2 separate regions of the Homo sapiens genome follow, and region 2 is linked to region 1. The links are chromatin loops, found by intact Hi-C in ENCODE. Cell type or tissue: psoas muscle. All regions are shown on one strand. Links, peaks and the distances in the headings refer to the core of each region. The heading gives the core; the rest is flanking DNA. Region 1 overlaps CREB5 (cAMP responsive element binding protein 5). Region 2 overlaps CREB5 (cAMP responsive element binding protein 5).

The links. A loop is a pair of places that touch in the nucleus more often than their neighbours do. Peaks named below come from ENCODE experiments on the same cell type or tissue, not always from the same donor. Only the 100,000 strongest peaks of a DNase experiment are listed, where the experiment ranks them.
Region 2: it touches region 1 in a loop (2.0-fold over the local background); 7 of 110 quality-filtered maps call a loop at or near these places.

The regions. Positions count from the first base shown.
Region 1 is chr7:28,417,917-28,429,324 of GRCh38, reverse strand. The region is part of intron 1 of CREB5 (cAMP responsive element binding protein 5); the gene reads right to left. Among named protein-coding and RNA genes, the nearest start is that of CREB5, 11 kb to the right of the region's middle. In psoas muscle, for the core only: no CTCF peak of the experiment used is centred there; no DNase peak of the experiment used is centred there.
Region 2 is chr7:28,469,350-28,480,757 of GRCh38, reverse strand. The region is part of intron 1 of CREB5 (cAMP responsive element binding protein 5); the gene reads right to left. Among named protein-coding and RNA genes, the nearest start is that of CREB5, 63 kb to the right of the region's middle. In psoas muscle, for the core only: no CTCF peak of the experiment used is centred there; DNase peaks (open chromatin) are centred at 6,377 and 6,977; H3K27ac peaks cover 787 bases.

The DNA of each region.
Region 1 (11,408 bases), core at 1,949-9,948:
GACGGGCACAGTGGCTGGCACCGATTATCCCAGCACTTTGGGAGGCCTAGGCAGGCAGATCACCAGAGGTCAGGAGTTCGAGACCAGCCTGGCCAACATGGTGAAACCCCATCTCTACAAAAATACAAAAATTAGCTGGTCATGGTAGCAAGTGTCTGTAATCCCAGCTACTCAGGAGGCTGAGGCAGGAAGAATCGCTTGAACCAGGGAGGGGGAGGTTGCAATGAGCCAAGGTTGTGCCATTGTACCCTAGCCTGGGTGGCAGAGTGAGATTCCATCTCAAAAAAAAACTTTTTTTTAAATTAAACTAAACATCACACAAGGAATATAAAATTGATTTAAGTGCCTTGGAGGAAAAGTTCAGGACATATTGAGATTGGGAAACCCGGGGAAGCTTGGATGGTCTAGGCAGAAGGGGCAGCATATGCCAAGGCCCTGAGGCTGAGGAAGCTGTGGTCCCTGTGAGGACCTGATATCCCAGCGTGGCTGGGGCTCACTCTGGAAAGGGCTGTGTGCTGTGAGATGAGGCTGGCCTATTTGATGCCCAAGACTATGATCCTGATTCTAACTCTATCTGCAGCTGAGACCCCTTCCCTGAATTCCTCTCTCAGCATCTCACATTGATTCAGCATCTCTTCACATACAACATGCCCAAAACTGAACTCCTGGTCTCCCACACTGACCCTGTTCTACCTGCCGTCTTCCCCATCTCAGTCGATGACAACTTCATCCTTGTCTCAGGTCAAATACCTTAATATCTTCCCTGACTTCTTACTTATCTTCACAGCCAATCCCTCAGCAAGTCCTGCTAGGTTTACCTTCAAAATAAGCCAAAATCCAACTCTTTCTCACCACCTTTCCCAGAACCTACCCAGTCCAGCCCACCATTGTCTCTTGCCTCCTCATGGGTCTTCCAGCTGCCACCCTTGCTCCTACACAGTCGATCCTCCAACCACAATGGAGGGCTTTATAAGTGATAGATGCTCTACCCAAAACTATCCAATAGCTTCCTACCTGGCTGAGATTAATATCCAGAGATCATGGCATGGTTTAAAGCCCCTGGATGATCAGCCACCCAGCAGCTCCCACTGCTTCCCTCCTTGTCTCTACATCTGCTTCCTTGCAGTTCCTCAAGCACACCATCCAAAACAGCAGGGCCCTTGTACCAAGCAGCCCCTTACCTAGAAAGCTCCTTCTCCACATCTCCATAGGAATTCCTCCCTTCCCTGGTGGCTCTCCTCTCATATGTCACCTTATCTGAAAGTCCACCTTCCTGGACTATTCCAACTGAAACATGAAAGAGAACACTTGATCCACTTCCCTGGCTTTATCTTTCTTTTTAGCACTTACTACTATATTAGGTGTTATTTACCTATCTATGTGGAGATTTTGTTTGTTTGGTTCACTGCCATATCCTTAGAACCTGGAAGAGTCCTAACTAAAGAGCAAAGATCCACCTTTAGTGATGCACTTGGCTGGGTTATCACATAGCCATCTCCGGAAGTCCTTTTGTATAATATTATAAACCCAGGAAAGAAATAGATTGAGTGCCTAGTATCTTACTAAGATTGAGGCTTTGGAAATGCAAGAGGAGAGCGAAGTCTGGCTAGGAGGGGTGAGGAGGAGGGCAGAGTTCATGGGAGGCAGGTCAGTCTCTGGAGAAGGAGGGCAGACCCCAAGTCCCTGTGACAGGCACCGTGGGGAAATACAATGTGTTGAGAGGAGGAAGGGCAGAGATAGAAGGAATAAAGTGTGAGCGTATCCAAAACAAACTCAGTCTCTGTCACAATTGTGCCTAAGCTCAACCCTAAAGGAAGATTTTTCAACCAGCCTAAGGGAAAGGAGATTAATGTCGTCAGAGTATACATTTCTCTTGCCAAAAGTTGGTCATGTGTTTTTTAGAATCATTTTTTAAAAATCCACAGCAAAGTTAAATGTCAAACAATAGGGGTTGGTTAAGAAATTATGGCATAGAAACTCAATGGAATCTTATGCATAATCATAGTTTTGAAAACTATGTAGCGACATGAAAACATGTCTGTGGTATAGTTTTAAGTGAAGGAAGCAGAATTTTAAAATATGTCTATGCTCTGATTAAAACTATTTACAAATTATGTTCCTCTCTGCACAAAGAATGCAAGAGAATGTAAAAATGAAAAATCAGTTTTTCCTTAGGGTTATAAGACTCTTGGCGATGGATTCATTCACCTCCATTTTTGATTTCTAAAATATTATGACAGTTGTCTTTTAGCAACAGAGTTTAAAATTAATGTGATACTGAGAGAAGGGGACTTCATCCGTATACCTAAAAAATCTTCCTAGGGTGGTCCTCCAGGAACACTCACCAGGCTGGTTAAGATCTCATGCTGATTCTAGGAAGTTTATGGCAGCAATGAGTGAGTGTCTCTTTAGTCAGTTCATGCAAAATTAATTTGCCATCTACTGTGTGTCACCATCTACTCTATGCTAATTCGATGAAAGAAGTCAAAACTAGGCAAGATTCAGTTCTTGCTGTCATGGAGCTTACAATCCAGGAGAGGGAGTTTATGAAAAACACAAAAATAATCACAATAGAAGATACGTTTTCTTAAAACCATAAGAAAAAGATTAACAAAGCACTAAGGAATTAATTAATTTTGCATTCTGCTTTTGGTTTTGCAGATCAGGAGATGATGACTGAGATGGGCCTTGGAGAGTACTGTTTTCACAGGCAGGAAGTGAATGCAGCATGTCTAGGTGAATGTGTGCACGTGTGTGTCTGGAACCACTGTACTAGAGGATTGCAGATGTTCCAGGGAAGAACATGCCAGAGAGGCACTCAACACAAACCACAGTGGATCTGTCTTGAATATGGAGTACACCTACAAGGATGTGGCTGAGGGGCCTAGGGGCCTTGAGACAGGGCACCAGTGAAGGTTCTTGAAAAGGGAAATGGGATGTTCAGAGCTATGCAAGGGAGCAATTCTTGGTAGCTAGAATGGACAGAGTATGAGCTCAGCGACCAGACAAAACTGGGACCAAACCCAACTCCTCCATTTACTGGTTTTGTCCCACTGGTCAAGTCCCTTAACCTCTAAGCCTTATTTTCCTTAGCTATAAAAAAGGGTAATTGTAGCCCTTTGCTAAGTTTGTTATGAAGGTTGACATAGTAGAGCAAGAGAGGAGTCTCACTAAAGACTCAATAAATAATTCTGCTCCCCTTAATTCTCAGTTAATAGGGGGAATCGGGTTAGAAGGAGACAGGACAAGGACACTGCTAAGGCAGAGTCCAGAAGATGTGGCAATGATATGTTCAAGACTACCAAAGAAAAGGGCCAAGTCAGTGAAGGGCATGAAGCCTCAATCTGGGGGCCCAGAGGACAGTGGTGGCCCTCACTGAAATGGGTGTGTCAGGAGAAGAACTGGTATAAGGATGAGTTTGTGTTTGAACAATTTGAAAATTAAGGAAAAGCAGCAGTCCATCTAGAGGAAAATGTCAAAGGCGCAGTTGGAAAATGTCAAAGGTGCAGTGAAGGCCATTGCCAAGGAGAGAGGTGCAAGCTGGAGATACATATGATAAATGCTGTAAGACTGAGGTCTGAAATGCCCTATCAACAGCTACTCATCCCAAATATGCAGAGAAGCTGTTGGATCAACATGCCCTATTTGGCATGTATTCTAACTGAATTTAGCAGCCCATGTTTTCTTCCATGATGTGTTATCTTTTCTTAACAGCTTTATTGAGACCTAATTCACATACCATACAATTCACTCACTTAAAGCATGCAATCTAATGACATTAGAATATTCAGATTTGTGCAACCATCACTATAATTTTAGAACATTTTCATCACCCCCAAAAGAAATTACATACTCTTCAATGGTCACCCCTGAACTCCCCACCCCACCCCCAGTCCTAGGCAATCATGAATCTACCTTCTGTCTCTACGGATTTGCCTATTCTGGACATTTCCTATGTATGGAATTATATAATATATGGTCCTTTATGGCTGGATTCCTTTTCTGAGCATGTTTTCAAGGTTCATTCATGTTATAGTATATTTCAGTAGTTTTTTTTTTACAACCAAGTAATTTTTCAATATATGGATGCACCATATTTTGCTTATCTACTCAACAGTTGATGGGCTTTGAGTTATTTCCACATTTTTGGCCATTACAAGTAACCCTGATAGGTAGTGATGTTGGACATATTTTCATGTGCTTACTGGCCATTTGTATATTTTCTTTTAAAAATTTTCTGTGACAAAACAATCTGTACAACAAACCCCCAAGACATTGAATTTACCTATCTAACAAACCCACACATGTACCCATGAGCCTAAAATAAAAATTTTTTTAAGAACTGTCTAGTCGGATCTTTGCCCATTTTAAACTGAGTTGTCTTTTTATTATGATGTGTTTCTAAAATGCAGAATTTTGTCTTTTCATTGTGCAAAGCAAAGGAAGCACATAGACATAAATTATCCATCAACAACCAGAAAATCAGAATTTTTTTCCTTCCCACACTGAAACATTTATACTTAGCTTAGTGTGTGTGTGTTTATGGGAATGGGTGATTTTTGTCCTTGTCAGTAAATGTTAGCACATCAAAACAATAATTGTTAAGGCTGCCAGAGTGGCAAACTATAGTTGTATTTAATTCTTTCTTCTCATGGTTAAAAGTTGGTGTTAACCTTTCAGCGTTGCTCTTTTACAAATCCTGGTGACAAATTCAAGGCCAAACCAAGGGTAATGCCTACATTAGCAAAAATTTGTCAGTCAGTGCAACATGTATGTATCTATTTTTAAGAGTAGGCTTGTTTTGCTGTGTTTTGCTGGCTATGTCCATAGTTGGTAATTAACATATGGATCCCCATCTCCGAAGACTTGTTCCAGGTTTTTCCAGGGATCTATCTGAGGTTTATTTTCAGCATGTGCTAAAAAAAGTCTGATTAGAAAACATATCACTCCCAATCTGCTTGTTCTCCTAGAGTCCCATTATTACCTGACCTGGGTGCTGCCTTCTTGCTGGACACACCTGCTGTAGTGGTTTGAATTGTGTTTTCCTGAAAGGAGATATGTTGGAGTCCAAACTCCCAGTACCTCAGAAAGGGACTTTCTTTGAAGATAAAGTATTTGTAGAGGTAATTAAGTTAAAATGAGGTCATTAGTGTGGGCTCTCATGTAATATGACTGACATCCTTATGAAAAGAGGAACTTGGAGACAGATATGCGAAGGGAAGACCATGTGAAGTCACAGAGAAGACAGAAGAAGGAGGGAGGCCTGGAACAGATTCTTCCTCACAGGCCCTGGGAAGGAACCAACCCTGCCAATACCTAGATTTCTGACTCGCAGCCTCCAGAACTGTGAGAGAATAAGTGTCTGTTGTTTAAGCCCCCGAGTTTGTGCTACTTTGCTACAGCAGCCTCAGGAAGCTAACACTCCTGGCCATGCCCTAGACCCACTGAGTGCCAGAGATGTGGTCGCCCTGGGAGGAGGGGGTGCCTTTCTCCCTGTGGAGCCACTCTCTGGGAGAAGTTACCAAAGCTGTACTGCCACGGAACCCAATAATGCACTGTACCTTTCAGTTACAGTTGCTCTTGGCATTTTTGTTCACAGCCATTTTCTGTTCTCAGGATGCAGACACAAGCCTGTGGGCACTGGGCCAGAATCCATCCCCCAATTCACCATCCCCCAATTCAGCACCACAAAGGATGACCCAGACTTTCTTACTGGGTCAGGCTTATCCTGACTCCATCTTCCCCACTCTCTGGACCCCTCATCTTCCAGTTAATCAATCCCCAAGTCATACTGCTCTTGCCTCTTACATGGCTTTTGAATCTGGCACCATCATAACTCAAGCCCCCATCATCTCTTGTCTGGATAACCACAATAGCCCCTAACTGGGTTTTCTGTCTCCAGGCTTGCACCCCCTCACCCTCCTCCTGAAACACTAAATTGCAGTGACTTACCTGGTACAAGTTCTATGAGGAGTGGGACTGTGTCTGATTTTGATCATGTATCCCTGGTACCCAGCACATAATAGATGCTCAGTTAATATTTAATGAAGGAAGGGATGAAGGAAGGAAAGGAATTTAGGCTCAGACAGGGTGCTGATATTTGTGTTGGAAAGGAGTTGCTTGGTTTATTTGTGGTTGTTGCTGCTTCTTAGTAACAAAGAGCACACTTGGTTCCATAAGTGTATGTGGCTAGCATGGAGGCAGAGAGGATGGACAAAGAGAAGCAGGAGAAAAGGAAGAAGGGAGGGAAGGATACCTGAATTCCAGTTATATGTCTGGCACTTACTTTAGCTGGGACTGCACATACCACTTAAGCCCTGGGATTCTTAGTTTCTGCATCCACTAAAATGGGAAGGATAATATCTATCCTTCATATTTCACTGAGTTGTTATATCACCCTAATAAGATAATTTCTATTAAATTACTTTGAAACTCCTAAACAATGTAAGGTGTTATTAATCAGTGGTTGTCTAGGTATGGGCTATTGGGCAAACAGGCAGTTACTCTCATAGAGAAACATAAATGAGAATCCAATGAATGTGAATTTCCATTCCGGATTATACACTTCACCGGAAGTTCATTAGCTCTGGTTACTTTCACAGCTTAATACATGTAATGTATGCACCAACACATGTAGGATGAACCACATGAAACTGATCATATTCATTCAACCGCAGCAATTTTAAGTTTATGTGTCCATATAACCATAGCATTGTTAAGCATCATTATTGAGCCCAGACATTTTTTCATTCTGGAGTCCATGGCTTCTGGGTCCATGAACCTTCTCATGAATATTTGCCTATATGTTATTTTTATGAAAACTGGCTCATAGCTTTTACCTAATTGTTTAAAGTGTTCATAATCCAAAAAAAGCCAGGAGCAACTGGTCCAGCCCTCCTTCTTACTGCTTCTAGAAACTCTTCCTATAATAATTCTGACACCCCATGCCAGGGAGGTCACTAATTTCTGAGACAGTCCTTTCCATTGATGTATAGGTCTACTTGTTCCAAAATTCTTCCCTCTTTGGAGCCAAAAGAGCAAACACAGCACACTCCATCTCTCCACACAGCAAACCATCTCCTTCCTGCAATTTTCTCTGTTTTTCCCCGAAGCACAGAGAATAAGTCAGAAATAGTATCCTCTTGTCCACAGAATGTTCCTTGATATTATGCACAAGCCTGGGCCTCCTCCTTTCTGAGTCAAATATCTCTAATTTCCTCCACCATTCCCCCTGTGATCTGTCTCCAAAATTTTCAACTCCCAGGTTGTCCCCCGCAAAGCAACTTCTCATTGGTCAGTGTTACTGTGAAGTGTGGGTTTACATTCCCTGACATAAACTACAAGGCTTCTTGCCTGACTTTTTCGTTGATCTCAGTTGAGTATATATATATATACACATACACACACATACACACTCTCTCTATATATATGGTATTTTATATATATACCATATATATGGTATATATAGAGAGAGAGAGTGTGTGTGTGTGTATATATATATGCACACTATATATATGGTGTGTGTATATATATATATATGGTATATATATATATAGTGTGTGTGTATGTATATATATATGGTGCTAAAGGCTATCAAGTAAATTTCTTAAAAACTGCTCAAATAAGGTCAAATGCATTTTCAAATGGAATGATACAGCTTTCTACACACAGGGCTCACCCAGATCCAAGCCAGAAAAGAGGCATGCAGTGTTACGTGCCTAGCTTTTAGCTACCCTGGATTCTCCTATGTGTCAAAATCACATCACACACATACCAATGTCGTCTGTCTACATTATCCCAAAGTGCAAAAGTCCTGTTTAGATTTTTGACCTTCCCATTATGACAGTAAAGTGGATGCATCCCCAAAATCTCACAAATCACCATTAAAGAACTTACTTACATAACCAAATACCACCTGCTCCCCCAAAACCTATGGAAATAAAACATTTTTTAAATGTGGTATATGTATACCATGAAATACTACTCAGCCATAAAAAAGAATGAAATCATGTTTTTGTAGCACCTTGGATGGAACTGAGGCCATTATCCTAGGTGAAGTAACTCAGAAATGGAAAACCAAATTTCTGGATGTTCTCATTTATAAGTGGAAGCTATGCTATGGGGTATGTAAAGGCAGACAGAGTGGTATAATGGACATTGGAGACTCAGAAGGGAGAAAGTTGGGAAAGGGGGAGGAATAGGAATCACCTAGTGGGTGCAATGTACAGTATTCCAGTGACAGATGCACTAAAAGCCCAGACTTCACTGCTACATAATTCATCTATGTAACCAAAACCACTTGTACCCCTAAAGCTATTGAAATAAAAATAAGTGAATGCAAATTAAAAAAAAATTAAAGTGGATGCATCTAACTTGAAACAAATGGTCTGTACACTCTATTTTCCCCCATCTGGGGAATGGGTACAAGCAAACTTTTTCCCCATTTCTTATAACTGTGGTAAAATATATATAACATAAAACTTGCCACCCTAACCTTTTTTTTTTTTTTTTTTTTTTGAGATGGAGTCTTGCTGCAAAGCACAGGCTAGAGTGCAATGGTGCGATCTCAGCTCACTGCAAACTCTGCCTCCTGCCTTCAAGCGATACTCCTGTCCCAGCCTCCCGAGTAGCTGGGACTACAGGTGTGTGCCACCATGCCCGGCTAATTTTTTGTATTTTTAGTAGAGAAGGGGTTTCACCATATTGGCCAGGCTGGTCTTGAACTCCTGACCTCAAGTGATCCTCCTGCCTTGGCCTCCCAAAGTGCTGGGATTACAGGCATGAGCCACCATGCCCGGCCTCACCTTAACCATTTTTAAGTATACAGTTCAGTAGTGCTAAGTATATTCACACTGTTGTGCAACCAATCTCCAGAACCCCCTATGTTTTTAAACAAGCATTAAATAACTACAACTATGTGAAGGAATATAAGACTTTCTAAATAGATCTCCTAAAATATCTTCTAAATGTTAAATAAAGATAAAGCAGCCACATGATTTACTCTTAAGCCTTCCTTTTAAAGATACAACCACGTTTGTGCTTAAAAAAGGGAAAAAAGAAAGAAAGCACATTTCCTGGAAAGGATAAAAATGAACTTTAGGTTAAAGACTCAACCTGTCTGTCTTAAGAATGTCCCTTCCAAAGGGCATGTCAAGTAATTATATGTACTCTTTTTCTCCCTGATTTTTGTAAGTGCTTCCAAAGCATATGAAAAAAAAAAAAAAATTGTACTTTGCCCATGCTGCCTCCATCCAATCAGCAGACATTACTGTTTTGTTTTGGTTTTTTAGTGTTTGAATGGTTTGGAGATCAGCATTGGTGTTTAGCAAAAAGTACAATTTCAAATTACATGCTGCTTCATGGTGCCAAAACACTGCACCCTCATCTTTGATGACGTCAACACAGCACAACCCTGAGAATGGTGGTTGTTAGTCATCCGATTTTGCAAAACTGGAAGACAAAATTGTAAACAATGTGTGCTTAGACAGGCCTTCTCAGAAAAAAGGAGTGTCTTAAATATGGTTTCAATTTTTTTAATCTCACAATATCTTTTAATCAACAATATGTATCTGAATCAATGTTACAAATAGATATTTGGCCAATAGGAGTTACAATGTGTCCATGGGCATCCTAAAAAAAATGATAAGCACATTTGCAAGTGTATGCCCTACTAACATTCTGGTCCTCACTGGCCCAGGTTTTTATTTATATACATATTTATTTTCATATAAGCATAAACACCATAAGCATGTATATGTATGAATATTAAAATTGCTTTAAATTTAGCATGATGCTTGGAGGAAAGAATCCAAAATAATCGCCCCCTGGCACTGGTCGAAAATTGCACTATTAATCAACAGCTCACCCATCAAAGACACAGAAATGCAGACAGAGACTGCAAATGGCCAAGCCAACGTATCACCATTGTTAGGAGAAAACAAAAACCAAATACTTAAACACAGATGGCTCCAGACCAAGTGTGAAGACAGTACATTGGCACGACAAGGGCTAAAGTGTTTTATAAAAGATAATTTAGGAGGTAGGGCTAGAGTCTATCTTGCTCAACAAATGAATCTGTACAGACCTTTGCCTTCAATCCCCAAAACAGATGAGTAACTTACATCATTAATCTCATTGTCTCTCCACACAATACTTTTAACAGTCAATCACAAAGTAGCCTGAGAGAAAGTTTCCCTGGATACTACCAAACACACAGGTTTGCAACAGATGTCTCCATGCAACTTTTAAAACAGATTCCATGTTAAGAAGTTAATATATCCTTATGTATTTACTAATCAATCCAGCTACATGTAGCCTGAAGCTGGAAAGTAAGAGGTATTAGCAAGGAAACCATTTAACTGCAAATAATGCATGGGAAAGCACCCGAAAGAATGTTATTTATAAATACAAAGACAAGCGCAATAGTACAAGCAATTGGAAAATCCCTACCTGGAAGCAACCCAAAGCAGTGCTTCTATCTGGAATATCTGGAATACATGGCACTAATAAATGTGAGCTCTTTTCTCATACCGACCACCCATCTAATCAATGAGCAGGATGCCTAGCCTTGGCAATCTCTTAGTTTTCCCATCTATAAAATGGGGATTAGAGATATGTGTTAATAAATGAAAGCTAACATTCTTCCAATGAATGACATTACAGAAAACACAAATATCACCACAAAATGTAGAAAAACATGTAATTTTATATTTAAAACTAGTTTATAGTCATGCTTTAAAGGCGATATGGTTGAATAGACATGTATTTGGACATAGATGGCTCTGCAGGGGATAAGGAGAGAGAGGGTCAGAGTGAAATGACTCATGAATTTGGGGATGCAGAGGCTCTCTGCAGCATGAAGTCACAAGAGGCTGACACCAAGGTCTCTCCTCCCCTCCACAAACAATTCTGTCTGTAGACTTCACAAGAAGGTGCGTGAGGAGTTTGGAAATTATTTTTTATTTTATACTTTTTGCATCCTTTAGTGAATGCACAGACTGGTGTATTATAAAAAACAGGTATATTAAAATAAAGCATTCTGATGTGCATTGAAAAACATTGATTCTTCTAATATTTTAAAAGGTGACAAATAAAAATGAATACCTTAAGTCTAGGAGGTTATAACTAACATCTTGACATGAGAAAATCTGGTCTAGGCAATAACACAAGTTTGTTAAAAGCTTGGAAGGAAGAAAATTCTGGGGGATCCAGATGTCTCAACTGGAGTAAAAATTTCCCTCCCCAAACAACTAAAGGCAAGTATCTGGGGCAAAAGAGTAAGCTGGCAAAATACTGTAACTGAAATGTGAGAATCCTGACCTTTTCCGAAACAGAGGGTTTCTACGAGGTTACATGTAAATCAAATCCTAAATTAAGATTTCTAGTGAAGCAGACCATTTAAAACACCC
Region 2 (11,408 bases), core at 2,211-10,210, 51 kb before region 1:
GTTACCATGCAGTACAATATACTTTCTTGCAGAAGACATCACATCTCTAAAACAAAAGTTTATTTGACATGTGTGTGGTTAACAAAATACAAGTGTAGAGATTCTTAGGTTTTGAAGGAAATATTGAATGTAACCAAATAATTTAGCTTGTTTCTAATGGGACTAAACATATAACCTCAGAAAACATGCTGACTGGTGGCAAACTCTCTTCCTTTTTACCTGCTCTCACTGTGCACAAAAAGGAAAGAAAACAAAAAAGAAAAATTAGAACAAAACATAGCCAAGGTTTAGGTCGACCCTGTCATCTCTATTTTTCCAGAAAAGAAAGTATTTCATTGTCATTTAAAATAACTGCCCCCATGAACTCCTGAGAGAAAAGACTATGATAGCAACGAAATTCAGTGCAAAACTGGATCTATTCTTCATACTGGTGGAAAGCAGCTTGCCTTTTGGAAAATCTAAGAAAAAGGTCAGCAGTATAGTTTTCTCTTCTCCCTTTGTGCCCTACTACAGTAAAATTTGCCTCTTTAGAATTGGAACACGTTCCCAAATGGTACTACTCTGCCTCTAGATAGATACTTTTTAATGCAGTTTGAGTGCATTTGATTTTTAAACAATTTTCATGTAAAATAAATATCTTTAAATATTCTTAAGAGTCACAACTTTTTAGTCTAGTCTTAGTTTTCTTTTCACACATGCAGATGATTTTTATTGGATAATGTGGGGGGGGGGAGGTTTTGGATTTTTATTCTAGATAAGTATCTATATCTTCAGCAACAATATACATTTGGTCCACCCAATGTACGGGCTGAAGTCATACTCAAAACATCTGAAAATGTGTCTTTTTCTGCATGAATGTGAGCTACCACATGTGAGACTGCATCAAGCCCAGTGATGCCCAAGCCAGACCACTCTGCTTTCGGCGAAACCAGGAAGAGACTATTTCATCTTACTATTAACTCCTATGATTACCACTACTGACTTCCTCTTGAAAGACATTTGAGAATGATGGTATCATACTGGGTGCTTTTTTCCCACGACCCCAGCAGAAAGCTGGGGCATTCCCAGGTTGTATTCTAAAGTAGCCAGCAGTTGTGTTCTGAGCCTGAGACAGCTCACGATGTCCGTTGAACACAGGGTAAAAATATACCGAAGCCTTGATTCAGATTCCTCACACATTCTGCTTCAAATGTCAAGTGTGTGAACATTTGACAGTACTAGGAGGTCACTTAAAGGCCATGTTAAGGCAAAAATCTCATGCCATCTGAAGATTCTCTCATCATTCGAACAAGGTTCTCTTTCTAAATGTTAGCAAAAGGCACATTTCATCTGCCTGCCTAGAAAAGGCATCATTTCCTTGGGTGGCCCAGTAAGGGGATTTGGAAATACGTGAAACCAATTATTGTCTGCTATTATTAGAAGGGGGTCACCCTGGCATTTAGTGGGAAGGGGCCTGGGATATGGGATATTCTGCAATGCACAGAATGACTGGTTCTGTGCAACACTGGAGTCTCCTGATCTGATAGCCAATAGTGTGGCTTCTGCAAGAATAATTAGAGTATAAGTACCCACAACTGCCTCGCCCATGCCACCCAGTTTAGGGTAAAAGGCAGATTAAGAATAACACAACAGGATGAGTGAGACAATGAAAACAAAGACCACATACAGAAGAGGAGATGAAAGGAAGGGACTAAGTGCGTCCCCACCTCTTTATACTTTCCCAAGAGCTCTGAAAAACTCGGGCAAAGTTAAGCTTATGACAAGGCCAGATTCAATGCCAATTAAAACTTTATGAATATTCAAAAAAGTATGTGAAATTATCATTCCCTGTCAGTGTGAGGGAGGGCTGGGGTCTGTTGCCAACATTTAAGCTAAGCATAAGCATACCCTTGCAGGTTCAGTCCATAGAGGAGAGAGATGACTAAGCTGGTATCAATTAGGGTGGCTTTTTCTGGGTAAATTATCTGGTTTGGCCACCTACAGCTCCCACTGTCCAGATAACTTAACCTTTATCTACAGCAGTGTTGACTCAACAGTAGCAAAAGAAAGAGTTGCCCCAACATACAAATATATCTCCTACTCCAATGCCTTACCACTTGTGATAATTGCCTTGTTGATTTTCTATTATTACTGAGAGGACAGCTCCATCATAGAGAATGTGTTTTCCTTTCTTTTTTTATACTTAAATAGAAAACATCACAAGCTTCTAAATTCTGCTTTAACGTTGCTGGCACCATTAGCCCTCCGCTCACAGAATACTTATTAGGGAAACTTTTGCCTCTTAACCAGCTTCTCAGTAAGAAAGCTTAATCAGTCCAAAGGAGCAAAAATACACACACATATACATATTTTTTTCTTTTGGCCTGTTTTCTTATTGAGAAGTTTATATATAATATATATAAATATGTATATATATTCACACACTTTACAGGGATCCTTTCATCCTGATAAACAAGCTCAAGACTCAAAACTCATGCCTAGCTCGTATTGTACCATGAGGAGGATACTGATCTCATAAGGAAGCAACTACAAAACTCTTGGCCCACCTTTCTGCACAAGGTTCACCAGAATGAAGGATCATTAAATATGTTTAAAGTGCAGAAATAAGCCGTGTGGGGTTTTGCGGGGTTTGTTTGTTTGTCTGTTTGTTTTGAGACATGGTCTCTCTCTGTCACTCAGGCTGGAGTGATCACAGCTCACTGTGGCCTCAAACTCCAGGGCTCAAGGGACCCTCCCACCTCAGCCTCTCAAATAGTTGGGACACCACAGGTGTGCACCACCACACCCAGCTAATTTTTTACTTTTTGTAGAGATAGGGTCTCCCTGTGTTGCCCAGGCTGGTCTCAAACTCCCGGGCTCAAGCAATCCTGCTGCCTCATCTTCCCAAAGTGCTGGGATTATAGGTGTGAGCCACCATGCCCAGCTAATAAGCTGTGTTTTGGGGGATTCCTAGATTATTTCCATGGACTAGAAAAGTCCTTCATATCTTTCTCAACTTCCTACTAAACAAAGAATCACTCACTAAAGCCTGCAAATCCACTAAAACACTCTGGAAAAAGCACATGGAAGGAAAAGGCCTTTTCCTTGAACCCCACCACCCACGAGAGGTTAACACTGTGCCAGACTCCAATTCATCAAAAGGTCCAAGCCATTAATAAACAAACGCAGGGCCTTCTCTTTTTCTGCCCCAGGGCTCAGGCCCCCAAACAACAGCACCATTTTCGAATCCACACTTCAAATCAGTATGAAAAGGGAAAGAGGATTTCTTTAAATGCCCCTGTGATCCCAAACCTAGGAGCCCTTCCTACGCATGAACGTGGTTTCTTTGCTCAGGGGAGTGTAGATCATATGCTAGGAAAAACCCAGAACCTGGATCCTTCTGAAAGGGAAAGAAAAAAGGGGAAGAGGGTGCAGGCAGCACCCAGTGGGGACGTTGGAGAAGGCCTATGAGACATGCCTATTGAAAGGCTGAAGAAAGGGGAAGGGAAAAGGCCAGCCCCCAAATCCACACTGGGAAATTGTGGCTGCCCTTGATGGGGTATTGTTCACAAACTGCTTCAGGGAAAGTGGCCTGTGGACAGTGATTGATTACCCATCACAGTGAACTTGTTCAAATATGATTCAACTTGGGCACACACCAGGGGCAGAATCAGAAACCAAGGACACAGGTCTCATTCATTCATTTCTTCCCCACATCGTCACTGAGCACCTACCATGCATGAGGCCCCATGCTAGGAGAATGAAGGCTTGGCACAAACAGTTCCTGCCCTCTGGGCAATGATTCTCCAGAAGGAAAGAGAAGTGTACCCAGATGTCTATGGTGGAAAAGCAGAATTTTAATGGCCATAAAGTACTTTTAGTAAAGTGCTTTTGAGAGTTCAGAGGCCATGAGAAAGCAAAACTGTTTCATTAACTACATAAAATATCATATCATCTCCTCTTTCACAGCTAAATATTTCTCATAATAGGATGCCAGTTCAAGCTGCAAACACATATATAACCCCTGGAGCAATCTTTTAATTCTTTCGGAAGTGGGATTTTGTTTGTTTTTTAAATTTAGGCTTTATTTTGCTTTTAATGCTGAAAAGTAAAACTGTATTATTTATGGTAAACCTAATATCGTGATTAGTAAACCAGATTTTATGTTAGAAAAGAAACAATTAAATCTCCTTTGCTCATTAGCTGTGGGATCTTAGGCAAGTTACTTAACTCCTCTGAATATTAATTTTCTCCTATAAAAAGAGACTATAGGTGATATAGATTTTATCTGACTCAGGGATGTTGGGAGGATCAAGTGGGATATTTGGGAAAGCACTTCATAAACTGCAAAGTGCTGTGAAATGTTGGTTGCTGTTTTTATAGTACAATCAACTCGCAGACATGGAGTTGCAGAGATGGCACATGGCACAGAGTTATGTATACATTTGGTGGCATATGTCGAGAGATTGAAGATTCCAAAGGATGTTGAAGGTAATGTTCTTTAAAGAGATCCTGACTTGATGATTCTCTGATAATCCAGCAATTATCAAGCAAATCCTGATCTGCCAACTTTTTACTTGAAGGCTGCCAAGTAGAATTATTTTGTCTTCTATATGATCCCGAGAAGGACCTCGGAGACAGGTCTGTGTTCCAACTTGGCTCTGCCACATACCAGCCAACCTATAAGCTTGGGTAGGTTTGGTCTGTTCGTTTGTTTTTCATTCCACTGCGTTGGGCTCTTTTACAACAATGACAATACCTACTTCTCACAGTTGTTATAAAAGTTAAATAACTGCCAGACTAAGACGGGTTTAATAGGTCACTTGACTCTGGGGTGAAGTTTGGCTGTTGGTGGCTGAGCAAGCCAGGGAAGAGGGACTCCTCACCCTGGGCTTGGAGGGGCTGGAGATGGAGCTGCACGTGTCTGTTTTCCTTCCTGAAAACAGCTCCTAGCCATAGAATGCAAGTAAAGTGCTTTGCTGGCAAGGCCACGTCCCCATATGTGCCTGGCTACCCTGTCCCTGCAATCTGAACCCCAGCCAGGCAGGAAGAAAGGAGAGTTCAGAAGACACCTGGATAAGATGAGAAACTCAGCCTTCTTATCAGTAGGTGCTTTAGGTTTACCTGGAGGCATGGGAAATAAGACTGACACAGATTGTGACACCCTCTTTATACCCACTCTCCACTTGAACTATTAAAAAAAAAGCCAAATCTTCTTTTCATTATTACATTTTCCTTAGTACACTACATTTTCTTAATCTTAACACTTATTCTTATTTTCACTCTTCCTTATTTTTTTTTCTTTCTCTCCCTTTATTCCCCAAATAGCCCATGTGATATTTAATTTTAAAAATGCTACTTTTTCTAAAAAATAGAGATGGGGTCTCACTATGTTACCCAGAAGGCTCTTGAACTCCTGGACTCAAGCAATCCTCCCACCTCAGCCTCCCAAACTGCTGGGATTATAGGCATGAGCCACCACGCCTAGCCTAAAAAAAAAAAAAAAAAAAAAAAAAAAAAAAAAAAAAGAAACTTCTGAATAACGCATGAAGTGTTAGTTAGCTGTGAAAAAAAGGAAGTCATAATATAATCAATGATCTGGTCATTTCAGCCTCTTGAGAAAATGGAGAGATGACGTCTCCATAATAGCAACATTTCCTAACTTGGGGCACCGGGGAGTTAAAGATGAATAATCCAATACCTCTGTCCCTAAAATCTGGTCACCTCCCAATGCAGAAAGGTTTATATATGTGGAAAGCCTAACAGATTTTGAATTTTTTAATGCTTGGGAGTAGTCAAAATTTTATTTAATGAAAACATATCTTTCACATACCATCACATCCTATGTGTCAGGCGTTTTTAATCTCAAAGAAGTGTTTTCCTTCAAGGCTGAAAGAAAGCCTTGATTAGACAGAGCTTTGATTTATATCCTCCACTAAGTGCCTCTGTAGGAAACACAGCACAGGGTAAAGCCGTTAGAATACGAGTTAGGGTGCCAAAATTCCCAGTTATTTCCAAAGCCCTCAGTGTTCCTATCCCCCTTTTCAATACTGACATCAAAGGATTTCTGGTCTTCTCGAAGTGATAGCATTATTTAAATAGTGACATCAAGTTAATGTTTGGAAGATGCCTCAAGGACCTTAAACGCAGTTCTAAGTAGTAGTATGATCGTTATTTCCTCATCCGTCCTCTACTGTTTCCAAAGAAACAGAAAAAACCACTCACACAAACACACACAAAAATCCTCTGGACACCCCAGTTAACTAGTGTCTCCTTTCTTCGCAAACCACCAATCAGCCAGTCATAGGGCAAACAGCTCAAGCACCAGGCAAGGAAAACATGTTATTTTTCTGGGCAAGCCTTAACTTCACTGCCTACAAAACACAGCCCCACGGGGCACATCCCACACATGGGGAGAGCAAGACTCCCATCTCGCATTTGAAACCAATAGTTACCAGTCAACACCCGCGGAAACTGAGGTCAGGATTCCCCAGCACGCACCCTGAAGTCCAAACTCACTTATTCTCCAGATTTCCTACACAGACCAGTCCTGACATCCCAAGCCATTCCTGAAATCCCTCTCCTACTACTAGTAATACTCAAAGAAAGTTCCAAAAAAGTAGCTTAAGAGAAAACTTCCCCTCTCCACAGAGCCTCATTCCCCAGCTGCCCAACACCCAGCAGACTTCTCAGAGGGAGAGAATTTGCTCGGTATCAGCACTGGATGCCCTCTGAAACAGGAGAGTCAGTGGAGTAAGGTAAGAAAAGAAAGCAAAATCAAACAACAAAACCAGGCTTCAGATAGTCTGTTAAAAAATGAGGCTGTCAGGAGCCAAATTCCACAGTGCACAAAAGCCACTTAAAGGTACACCCTAAAACACTCGCTAGAAATCTTCAAAGTACAAGGGAGGCTCCCTGCCACGGGCCAGGGTCATGGACCCAAAGGTGACAATGAGACACTCCCAAGAACATCTGGCCAAATAAGCCGGGCACTGGGCCCTTCCAGACATGGGACAGCAGCCTATGTCTGCTCTCATCCACTGACCTCAGATCCCTGCCCGGGCTTGGCTGCTTCCAGCCTCATTCAGCCGAGCACAGTGCAGGGTCAGCGTTCTTAAGGCATCTGGGAAAGCCACTGTCTTCCTCATCTTCCCCATCTTCTGTCAGAAGACTCAGTCTTCCAGCAAAAGTCTCCCGAGGACCTACCAGGGCCAGGCAGTGTGTCAGATATGGGGCAGAAAACACTGAATGAGAAGGATGAGGCCTCTGTTCTCACAGAGCTTACCTTACAAGGCAAAGAAACAAAAAGCAAAACAAGCAAAAAACACAAGCACAGAAATCAAAAAAGTGACCAAGGAAACTAACAGCACATTTTGGAGAGTTCACTGAAAGAGATAAAGAGGGTGATGTGATAAAGAGAGAAAGGTGCACAAGGAAGCTTTTTATTTTTTTTCTCAGAGATGGGATTTTGCTCTGTTGCCCAGGCTGGAATGCAATGGTGCCTTCGCAGCCCGCTACACCCTTGATCCCCTAGGCTTAAACGATCTTCTCACCTCAGCCGCCCAAGTAGCTGGGACCATAGGTATGCACCACTGCACCTGGCTAATTTTTTATTTTTTGTAGAGATGGGGTCCCACTATGTTGCCCAGGCTGGTCTTGAACTCCTGGCCTTAAGCAAACCTCCCACACCCAGCCTGGGGAAGTTTTCTGAAGGAGGAGGTAATGCTTACCTCTCTGGACAGGTGACATTTAGTTTGAGGCCTGACAAATGCATATGAGCTGTTTGAAGACTAAGCAGGGGAGGGTGGTCCAGGCAGAAAGGAGAGCAAAAGCAAAGAGCTTGGCATGTCTGAGGGACTGAAAGAAGGCTGGCAAGGCTGCAGCATGGTCCACAAGAAAGAGAGAGGCCCCAGGTAAGAGAAAAAAGCAGGCAAGCCTCAAATCAACCAGGGCTAAGATTGATTCTCAGAGCACAGAGAAGCACTGAGGAATTCCAGGCTGCAGAGAGAGACCTTGGATCGTCGAAGTACCTGTTCCTCCATCCCCAAGTGAAACGTGAGGGTCCTAGTAATTCACTCTGGGGATCCTGGGAGGGTTAAAGGCATCTCAGGACCAAGATAGAGACTGATACAGAACAGATGCTCACCTTCTCATACAATAAAACACACAGCCTATCCCATGCGTAAATAAATATTTAGACTTCCCCGCAAAGTAAGAATGTTGTCCTAGCGGTGAGGGGTAGAAAGAACACAGCCCCTGTGACATAGCCACCACCGGCCAGCACTGTAGTTGCAGCTTGAGGTCAAATCACACCTGTGTAACCTTGGAGTGGTAACTTAACTTATCCACGCATATTTCCTCATCTATAAATAGAGATAATACCTATGTCATAGATTTTTTTGAGGATTAAATGAGCATATACACAAATACACATATACATATAGTGCAGAGAATAATTTCTAGTATATAGTAAATATACAATATACATTAGCTATAATTATAATAATAAAACTACTTTTCTCCTATCAGAAGACACTTATTCACCTTGAAAACAAGATGTGGAAGCCTTTTCAATCCCATATAACCAAACCTAAGACAATCTCATTACTATGTTTTTTTTTTTTTTGCTTTGACTATAAGATGACGTATTTTGGGTTTAGTGGCTAGAGACTGTTTTTGTTGGGATGGAAAGCATGTCAAATAAAATTTTTCTCTCTCCATAGGTTAGATTTGTTTTGGTTTTGGTTTGCTTTACAGAACTGAGTAATTTTTTTAAATGTAAAGGATTGGTTTATCCATTGAAGGTTGGTCAAAACTTTAATAATTGACAAATTGTGTTTTATCTTATTGTGATTTTATATGTAAGAAATGCCAAACATTAACAGATTAATAGTGGCTACAGTGGGACAATGAGATAATGCATTTTTTGTATCTATATTTTATATTTTTTCTATTATGAACATTGATTGGCTCTGTTCAAGATAAATTAAAAACTCAATGTAAGATAAAACAAGTATATCTGGAAGTGTGTGATGATAGCAAGGATACCAGGAGAGTCTGCAGGGCCTGCCTCACTCTGCAGATGATCATTTGTTTTACCTTGGACAAACGTCTAAGGTTCTTTTAGTTTTAATTTTATTATTTATAAAATGGACAAAACAATTCTTTTTCACACAGCGTTGTGATAAAGATTAAATGCAGCATGTAGTGAATGCCCAGTAAGCCCCAGCTCTGTAGTACTGTGTAGTGTTTTAGAGTATATGGGTTCACACAAAAGACCCCAAATAGCCAAATTATACTGAGCTATAGTAACCGAAAGAGCATGGTTTTGGCATAAAAGCAGACACAGAGACCAATGGAACAGAAGAGAGAACCCAGAAATGAATCCACACATGTACAGTGAACTCATTTTCAATAAAGGGGCCAAGAAGATACACTGGAGGAAAAACAGTGTCTTCAATAAAGGGTGCTGGGAACGTTGGAAATCCATACACAGAAGAATGAAACTAGACCCCCATCTCTCATCATATGTAAAAATCAAATCAAAATGGATTAAAGATTTAAATCTAAGACCTCAAACTATGAAAGTACTACAAGAAAACATTGGAAAAACTCTCCAGGACATTGGTCTGGACAAAGATTTGAGTAATACCCACATGCACAGGCAACCAAAGCAAAAATGGACCAATGGGATTATATCAAGTTTAAAAGCTTCTGCACAGCAAAGGAAACAATCAGCAAAGTGAAAAGACAATCCAAGGATAGGAGAAAATACCTGCAAACTACCCATCTGACGAGGGATTAATAACCAGAATATAGAAGCTGCTCAAGCAACTCTAGAACAAAATCTAATAATCCAATTAAAAAATTGGGCAAAAAATTTGAAGAGACATTTCTCAAAAGAAGACATACAAATAGCAAACCGACATATGAAAGGGTGTGCAACGTCATTTATCATCAGAGAAATGCAAATCAAAACTACAATGAGATACTATCTTGCCCCAGTTAAAATGGCTTATATCCAAAAGACAGGCAATAACAAATGCTGGCGAGGATGTGGAGTAAAGGGAACCCTCATACACTGTTGGTGGGAATGTAAATTAGTACAATCACTGTGGACAACCATTTGGAGGCTTCTCAAAAAGCTAAAAAATAGAGCTACCATATGACCCAGCAATCCTACTGCTGGGTATGTACCCAAAAGAAAAGAAATCAATATATTGAAGAGATATCCACATTCTTGTGTTTGTTGTAGCACTGTTCACAATTAGCCAAGATTTGGAAGAAAGCTAAGTGTCCATCAACAGATGAATGGACAAAGAAAATATTGTATTTATACACAATGGAGTACTATTCAGCCATAAAAAAGAATGAGATTCAGTCATTTGCAACAATATGGATGAAAATGGAGGTCACTATGTTAAGTAAAATAAGCCAGGCACGGAAAGACAAACATCGCATGTTCTCTCTTCTTCATGGGATCTAAAAATCAAAACAATTAAACCCATGGAGATAGAGGGTAGAAGGATGGTTACCAGAGGCTGGGAAAGGTAGTGGAGAAGTCAGGGGGAGATGGGGATGGTTAATGGTACAAAAAAATAGTTAGAATGAATGAATAAAGCCTAATATTTGGTAGCACAACAGGGTAACTATAGTCAATAATAACTTAATTGTACATTTTAAAATTACTAAAAGAGTATTGGATTATTTGTAACACAAAAGATAAATGCTGAGGGAATGGATACCCCATCTTCAATGATGTGATGATTATTACACATTGCATGCCTGTATCAAAATATCTCATGTACCCCATAAGTATATATACTTACTATGTACTCACAAAAATTTTAAATTTAATAAATAAATAAACATGATCACATTGGAAAAAAAGAGTACATGGGTTCAAATCTTGGTTCTTTCAATAATTAGCTGTGTGACTTTGGATAAATCACTTAACCTCTCTGTGCCTCCATTTCCTTGCATCTTATAATAATGGTGCTTACCTCCTAAGGATTATTAGTATGTGAGGATTAAAAGAGTTAACATCTGTAAACAATTGAGAACAGTGTCTGGCACATGGTAAGTGCTATGTAACTGCCAGCTCTTATTACATTATGAAATCTGAATCTAAAACTTCAGAAAAGCATATGGTTCTATAATCATGTAAATATGGCTTATTTTCTGGTGACAAAAATAACAAGCAAGAATAGTGTGGCATTTTAGTATCATTCATTGGCAGAGACATTAATTTTTATTCATGTATGAACTTATGTTTATGTGGCAAAAATAAAATCAAGGTCCTAATTTTTAAAATTTGTTTCCATATATTTAAACACAAGCTATAATTTCAGGACTACCCAGCAAACTCTTAATTGCCCCAGCTAATTTCTCCAATGAGCACTTCCTTTGCCATCACTCTGTCTCTATGT